2 separate regions of the Homo sapiens genome follow, and region 2 is linked to region 1. The links are chromatin loops, found by intact Hi-C in ENCODE. Cell type or tissue: GM12878. All regions are shown on one strand. Each heading gives the region's core, and the rest is flanking DNA. Links, peaks and the distances in the headings are about the cores only.

What was found. Peaks named below come from ENCODE experiments on the same cell type or tissue, not always from the same donor. Only the 100,000 strongest peaks of a DNase experiment are listed, where the experiment ranks them.
Region 2: it touches region 1 in a loop (3-fold over the local background); 1 of 110 quality-filtered maps calls a loop at or near these places.

The regions. Positions count from the first base shown.
Region 1 is chr2:164,013,554-164,017,604 of GRCh38, forward strand. No RefSeq gene overlaps it. Among named protein-coding and RNA genes, the nearest start is that of FIGN, 280 kb to the left of the region's middle. RefSeq lists enhancers at 1,985-2,034, 2,075-2,224. In GM12878, for the core only: no CTCF peak of the experiment used is centred there; DNase peaks (open chromatin) are centred at 1,978 and 2,298; H3K27ac peaks cover 377 bases.
Region 2 is chr2:164,752,796-164,756,846 of GRCh38, forward strand. All of the region lies in intron 2 of COBLL1 (cordon-bleu WH2 repeat protein like 1), which reads right to left. Among named protein-coding and RNA genes, the nearest start is that of SNORA70F, 67 kb to the left of the region's middle. In GM12878, for the core only: no CTCF peak of the experiment used is centred there; no DNase peak of the experiment used is centred there; H3K27me3 peaks cover 175 bases.

The DNA.
Region 1 (4,051 bases), core at 708-3,207:
GTGATCAAATAGTTATTAGGGATATGTATAAATGATATAAAGCTACCATACTTGTAAGGCATAATTAGCTATCACCCACGTTTCTTAATCACACAATTCATAAAATTGTAAAAACTTATTTTTAATATTTTAAATTTTGGATGATTATGAGCTCTAACTTCTGTCTCAACAGACTAGGGAAAGGTATGATATATATTCATATACTAGTATAATAGATGAATTTTGCTTTAAAAGGTGCTCCTGGATCTTTGTACATTCCCTACTGCTATATTCTCACATTCTCTATATGTTCTGTACACACCCCATCAGTAGTTCTAGGAGAACTAATTCAGAAAGTCTACCATTTTGAAATGCTAGAATGAATGTATCCTAAATAGTTCAGCTGGTACTGTACAGTTATTCTATCTGGTACAAATAGGCTTTAGCTAAAGGCACCTAAAATAAATAAATAAATAAAATAATAAAAGAAGAATCAAATCCCTCTGAAATTCTTTCACATGGTCACTGCCTTTAACCTCCCTGCCTCAGTACAAAGTTACTCTGTGTCCTTCACTTCTCTGGTTACGATAGAGCTATTTTCTGAGGAGCGATTCATAACAAAGAATTTTCGTTTGTGAGAGCTGTGCCTAGACTGACGCCATGGGCCTTTCCCCACCCCAAGAGCCTTTTGTTTTGTGCCAAAAGAATTGCTCCATTCATTATCCCCACAGATGCTTGGCCTGAAGGCAGAGAAAGTCAGTAAAAACAACAAGAAGCTGAGTTCTCCACCAGCCTAGGCTATCATTATCTACACAAGAGATGATGAGTTTGTAATGAAGTTGACGAGGCTTATTCAGACACTCGCAGATTGGCAAGAGGATAAAAAGTGTCTTCAATTTTCGTGTTGTCTGATGTTGAAGTTAGCTGTCATCCGGCACTAGATTAGTCACACTTTGAGGCAGGGCTTTGGAGAAGGGGTCAGAACAAAGCTACTGTACTATGGTATTTCACAGTCTGAGGAACAGAAGCATAATAAATGTGCTCTGTAATTTAAATCAAGGCGCTGCTGTGGGAAATCGCTGCCTTTTTCACTGGAGGTATTAGTGCTGGGCACTGTGCTTCTTGACATCGCATAACATATAAGAAGTCTGCACAACTTTGCTCTTATAATTGGAATGAATGCAGTGATTATATTGGATGAGGCTCTTCTGAATTCAGCAAAATAAAGACTCACTCGTCACAGAGGATACATTAGATTATGTGTGTTTTATGCTTTTTTAATTCAATTGAAAAATTGGCTAAACATGAATGAAATTCTAATTGGAAACATTTCACACTTTGGCAATATAGATGGTATTTGATAAGTGTTACTGTTTTCCATTCAGTAGGGAATTCTTAGAGCTGAATAAAAAAATTCTTTAAGTAGGACCACAAATTAACCATTTACCACAATCAAATCGGTGGGGTTATAGAAAAAAAATTCCCCTTAAAATCCTAACAAAGCAAACTTTTGAGGAAGGTAATGTTACACACTTTTGGAGGAAGGGGCAATGCCAAGATTTAAAGATAGCCCTTTAATTTACAAGTTAATTTTAAACATTTATTAAAATTTTTTCCAAGATGTGGAAACAGTGTTTCAATTTTAATTTTAAAATGTCAGAGCTTCAAATAGATGTGACTGATCAAAATACTTTAAAAAAACCGAACGAGAAATGTTCTATAAAATGTTTAAATAGAGCATACTCTTACCTTTCAAATATTTAAAAGCTTGAAATGGAAAGCTTTGTCTAGAGGCACTCAGTATTGGGCGAGCTGAGTGTTTCACATTACTTATTGTTCCGTTCTCAGATATAATTCAGACTTAACTTTGCCTGTGGTCTTCCACTGTAAAATATGAAACTCATGAGCTAGCTCATTGTCTATGAATGTTTCCCACTCCCCCACACTCCGTGTTCCAGTTGGTTGGGTCACAGAAGTGATTTCACTTGCTGGCTCTCAGAGTGTTCAGCCATGTATGCAGGGGTTAGTTTGCCAGCCAATGGTCCATGAAGGATGTGGGTGGAGAGGAGGAAGAGAGAAACAGTTACATTTTTTTGTAATGGGAACTTCTAGATCTAACAACTGTCACTAAAGGCTGCTACCGTTGTTGCTTACTGTTCACTTTCTGATCTATTAAGATCACCTTGACTCAGCAGATCTGTAGCCCAATGGAAGAAAGAAAATAAAGACATTGGCGGAGGCTTTGTTCAAGATCCCTAGTCTTGATGCTGATTATCGATCAGGTGATTAAGGCAGATGAAGAGGTTTTTTGAAAGCCGAAGCCTCTGTTTGTGTCTGTCTAGTGTGCCCCGAAAGGGGTTGGGAAATCAATACCCTCAATCACGGCAGAGAGCATTTCTCTGTCAGTCACATGCACTGAAGTGATTAGAATTGAGTCATAAGGCAATGAATAACTGGCACTGGCTTCCTGCTCCTCTTTTTCACCTCATAGAAAGCCTAATGAACTCTCTAGGTTGAGGGGACAGGCTTACGACTCGTGTAGCACTATTAACATACCATCAGATAACAGCAAACCCCTAGGTTAAAGTCGGAATTAGAGATATTAATTTCAATCTATTGAAAGACTGATGCCAGGGAATGCTTCAACCTACCAGGCAAATATAAAAGGGTAGCTGAGTGGCTAACAGTGCAATCTCTTTTCTCTAATATTAAGACTTAAATACACTTCTATATTTAATAAGATGGTCAGAAAGAACAGGGATAAATAATTTAGCAAATGACTTTACAATAAAATATAACACTCCTCCCACATCTCAAATGTGCTGATAATTCTTCCCAAATTCTCCAAATTGAAATATTTTTAAATGTTAATTTTTTTGTTCACAAACAGGAATAATTTGTTCTATCATTTAAAATAAGCATGCTGTTGTGTTTCTGGGCTCACAGTGGCTTCTGGCAAGTATATGCCCTACTCCTAGCCTTGGGGGAAAAAAGCACCCATACTATTATCCAAAATCTATAAAATGTGGGGTAAAGAATGTCCCATTTCTCAGACTGAAACTGCTGAGGAATACTGGATGTTACAAGTGATCTCTTGAGCAAAACTTCGTGAAACAATGTATATATAATCCATGATAAGAGGCAATCAAACACTAACAACCCTTTACAAAATAGATTTTTGTCTGACAACAGATATGAATGTAGGTTCCAGAGAAAAACAGCACAACATAATTCAAAAAGCAAGGCAAAATCAACAACAAAAACTTAAGTAAATCAGCTGCTGTACTAATTAATCAGCTTATGTAACCTTACTTCTGCATTTTGTTATCCTATTGGCACCTTGAGTTTGCGAGTGGTGCCTGTGAGCTTAGTATCTAGAAGCCCTGCAGTAGTAAAAGTATCCTTCGTATTGCTACTAGCTACTGTTATTTATGTGCCTCTGTGGCAGTCTTTGTTATTTATCAGAGACTTTTTTTTTCCGTGTAATCATGATGTAACTTTCATTTCCAAATCCATTGACCTACCAGGCAGCCTCCACTCTGCCAATTCTCTTGTCAGGAATGCAACGTTCAGGCTGGTCTATGGGCTGCTCCCTCATCCATTCTTCTTGATAGTGCATTTGCCTTAAAGTTGGACTTCCCTGAATTGACTTCAAGGCTCACAACAGGAAGAGTTTAAAAGGACTTATGCAGGTTTTTTTTTCCAGTCTCATACTTTCATAAACTTATATGATTAGAGCGGAATAAAATAAGTGATCTGGTCCAACCAATTGCCTATAATCACAAATCACCTATGTTATCACAAACTGATTATGTTCTGACAAACTGTGAAGAAGCCTTGGGGGAAGAGATTATACACCCCCCTCAGTGATATTTTCCAGTCTTTAGTTGGGAAGCTTTTACATACAAAGAAAAATAATTTTCCTCGTATTTCATTTTCTGCAAAGATAAGGCAATATGGTAGAGGACAAGTAGCACTTGAACTATAGGAACATGACCAAAGTTCTCACTTTGGGAGGCTGAGGCAGGTGGATCACATGAGGTCAGGAGTTCAAGACCAGCCTGGCCAACTT
Region 2 (4,051 bases), core at 986-3,485, 740 kb after region 1:
GCCTGGGAGTATCCTAAATGGCCACTTGTGTTACCGTAAGTAAATCACTTAATTTCTCTGGCCTTCCATTTTCTCATTTACAAAATACAGGTATTGAACAAGATGATCCCATGCCCCTTTACCTCTGACATAAAATATTTATGCACAATTTTGTTTAGAAACTGGAAATGGAGACAAGATAGTTAGGACTAGGGTCAAGGCAGGGCACAGTGGCTGCACTAATTTACAAGTAGCATTTGGTTGAAAGAGTCACATGGACAGGACGCCCATTCCCAGGGAGTTCTTCCTATGCTGAGAACACTTCTGCTCCTGGTCAGGAAAGGGTCTCCTCTGAGGCTCACAGGAAACAGAAGCCTGGAAAATGGGATCCATTTCCAAGTGCTTTTCTCTCTCTTGGCATTCACACTAGGAAAAAATGATAAAGGGAATGGCAAACCCAAAAGAAAATTTTGAAAAGCTCTTGTTTCAGTCTCCCACACTCAATTATTTTACATTTCAACACCTGGAATACCAAGTCCCTACCACAAGCCATTCATCACTTCAGGCTTTCTGCCCCCATAGCACCTCCACTTAAGTCTGACCAATAATCCATAGTCCCATCAATTACATCCCATGTTTCTGCCACCTTAAATCTCTCTCTCCAAGGTGCACAAACAAAAAAAAAAAATGCAGAGATTTCTATTATCTTAAATACGACTTGCCTGCTTCTTCCAAGTACTCTTTCAAGTACCTTGTCATTACCCGCCTTTCTTTTGCAGCAAAACTTCTAGGACTCTGCTGTCCAATATGGCGGCCATGTAGCTACTGAGCACTTGAAGCATAATTAGTGTGACTGAGGGACTACAGTTTTAGTTTATTTAGTTTTAATTTGAATTTTAAAACTGATACTTGATTCAGTTACTGGAAAATGTTTAAGTATATTTGGGATAAGTTGAGTATGGGAATTTTTTTTTTTTTTTTTTTTAAGACAGAGGCTCACTCCGTCACCCAGGCTGGAAGGCAGTGGTACGATCTCAGCTCACTGCAACCTCAGCCTCTTGGGTTCAAGCAATTCTCGTGCCTCAGCCTCCTGAGTAGCTGGAAGTATAGGCATTCATTACCATGCCCAGCTAATTTTTGTAGAGACAGGGTCGCACCACGTTGGCCAGGCTGGTCATGAACTCCTATCCTCAAATGATCCACTTGCCTCGGCCTCCTAAAGTGCTGAAGTTACAGGTGTGAGCCACCGTGCTGGCCCAGAATCTATTTTTTCAAGTATAAATTTCATGACATCTAAATACAGATCGGGTATTTCCAATGAAAATATAACATCTGAGTTGAGAAGTGCTATAAGTGTAAAATACACACTATATTCCATAGACTTAGTAAAAGGTATTAAATATCTATTGGTAATTATTGTATGCTGACTACATGTTAAAATAATATTTTTATATACTCAGTTTAAGGAAATACATTTACCATGGTGGGCCTTCTCTAAGATGATGTCCAATGACTGCTTCCTTGTGCAGTCTCCTCCCTTTGTACGTGGGCTGGACTTAGTGACTCACTTCCAGTAAATAGAATGCAGCAACAGTGATTGGCTGTCATTTCTGAGATTAGGTTACGAAAAGACCATGGTGTTATTTTAGGTACCCTCCTGCTCTGAGAGAATCCAGCTGCCCTATGGGGAGTCCCATGTGGCAACTGACATCTCAGGCCAATAGTCACAAGAGTGAGCTTGGAAGCAAATCTCTCCCCAGTAAAGACTTGAGCCCCAGCCTACACCTTGACTGCAGTCTCATCACTCAACCAGCAAACTAGAGAATGACAGTTCTACATACACGCTGTACCTGAGTTTCAGTTTCAGGTGATTTGACGTACTCGCTGTTCTAAAGCACTGCTCCTGGCATCACCTACATTTAGAGCACATCGTCTTTGCAATCCAAGAACCTTTCTTGTTTTACACAGAAGTCTATTTTAAATTCTTTTAGGACCTTGTCTATATTTAAAGGAAACATGTAAATCCTTTTGTTCAATAATTAGCTATGATGATCTATCACACCCATCTCTGTGTGACAATGAAGTAGAGCAAATCCAAAGACAAGACACAGGTTTCCGGCTGGGTGCAGTGGCCCACACCTGTAATCTCAGCATTTTCGGAGCCCATGGCAGGAGGATCACTTGAAGCCAAGAGCCTGGATGACATAATAATACTTCATCTCTACCAAACAAATTTAAAAAATAGCCTGGCATGCTGATATGCACCTCTAGTCTCAGCTACTCGGTAGGCTGAGCCGGGAGGATCACTTAAGCCTGGGATGTCAAGGCTGCAGTGAGCCACGATTGTGCCACTGCACTCCAGCCTAGGTGACAAAGCAAGACCCTGTCTGCAATAAATATATGAAAATTTTTTTAAATGTTGTTTTTAAAGACACAGGTTTCCCTCTAGCATGTAGAGTATGGCAGAAAGAGTAAAGACGTAGCCAAGTGACTAGCACAATGCAGGAGTGAAATACCCCAGGGTACCTTGTGCATAGTTTCCAAAGTACATCACCTTATCCACCAGAAAAATTTTTTGAGTCAAAAACCATTAACATAATTTTGCCATTTTTGATTAGTACATTACCTTCTGCATAGTATGTTCAATTAATTCTTAAAGAATGAATCTACTTAAATATAGTTTCATTAGGTTGATTTTTTGTTGTTATACCTCTCTCAAATCTTCCCCTTTTACTACTTTTAAGGAACATAGCAATTATGTAAAGTGGGCCACAGGACACAATAGAACCTCTTTGTATCATTAGACCTTTGAGAATAAGGTTAGCATGAGTAGATGAAGCTTTATTGTAATTTAGTTGTCATATACCCAGAAAGACATAACCTGCTCTGTGTTCTAACTCATGTAATAAAAGGGTCATGTAGGTAATGACAGGATTCTTTAAATTTAATTTAGCTCGCAACTCAAAAGCTGTTATTTCTTAAATGAAATTAGATAGTTCACTTGCTTCTAAATGCCCTTTTAAATTCATGTAAACAAATGGACAGTATTTATCATCCTGCCATACTTTTCATGTATATATAAAAAATCACTATGCTGTGCAAGGGTGGTTCCCAAATACATCTTAGAAGTTGTTCTGCCTCATGCTTAGTTATCATTTCAGACCTTTAATAGACATAGGGCCAGCTTTTGTTCACCTTACTCTAAATACATTCTATACATATAGTACACACATACAAATGTGTGAGTATACATACGTGCGTATAGTGTGTATATGGCAGCATGAGAGAGAGAGAGAGAATGAGGGAGGGAGGGAGGGAGAGAGAGAGAGAGAGCAAGAGTGAGGGAATGTGCTAGTGAGCACCATGAGCACTTATTTTCCTTTGGCTTTCACTAGAGGTCTATTCCAAATTCACTTGCCAAGTAACTTTTCCTGAAGCAACTCTTATTCTCCTATTCTAAGCAGATATGTACTCCAGTAGAAAACATATGACTCCTAAAAATACTTGTGGTGAGGAAAAGTTTAATATTCACTATGATAGCCAGTTACTGAGATGCTAAGTAACATAATTCTCTCTCTCCATTCCCCCTCTACTCATCATCTTCAGGTAATTTCCAGGGAAATTTCTTTAACATTTAGTAATATCCTAATAATATTTTCAATTCCAAAACCCTGGTTTCTATTTTTTGTTTTGCTTATAATATCTAAAATAGTTAAAAAATGGCAAAATATATTTTTATAAAAGTTGATAGAGTAATAGTTTATTCCTAAGCAGCATCTCTAAGTCAATAAACTTATTCTAGTATCTATAAATTTAAAATAAGTGCTTTAGATAATCGTTGTATAACTTGGCCTTCACTGTTTTTGGTGGGGACATGTGGGCGATACGGCAGGGAGAAAACAAAAATATCTAGCTCACTAAATACATACAGTGTAATCTTCCAGTGACAACATTAATGCATTCCAGAAAGGCACAGGGTAATAAAAAAAGATACACACTTGCAAAAAGGAAAAAAAATCTACATACTAATCACCAAGAGTTATTGATAAAAATCAAGATTCAGAGTCAGAGA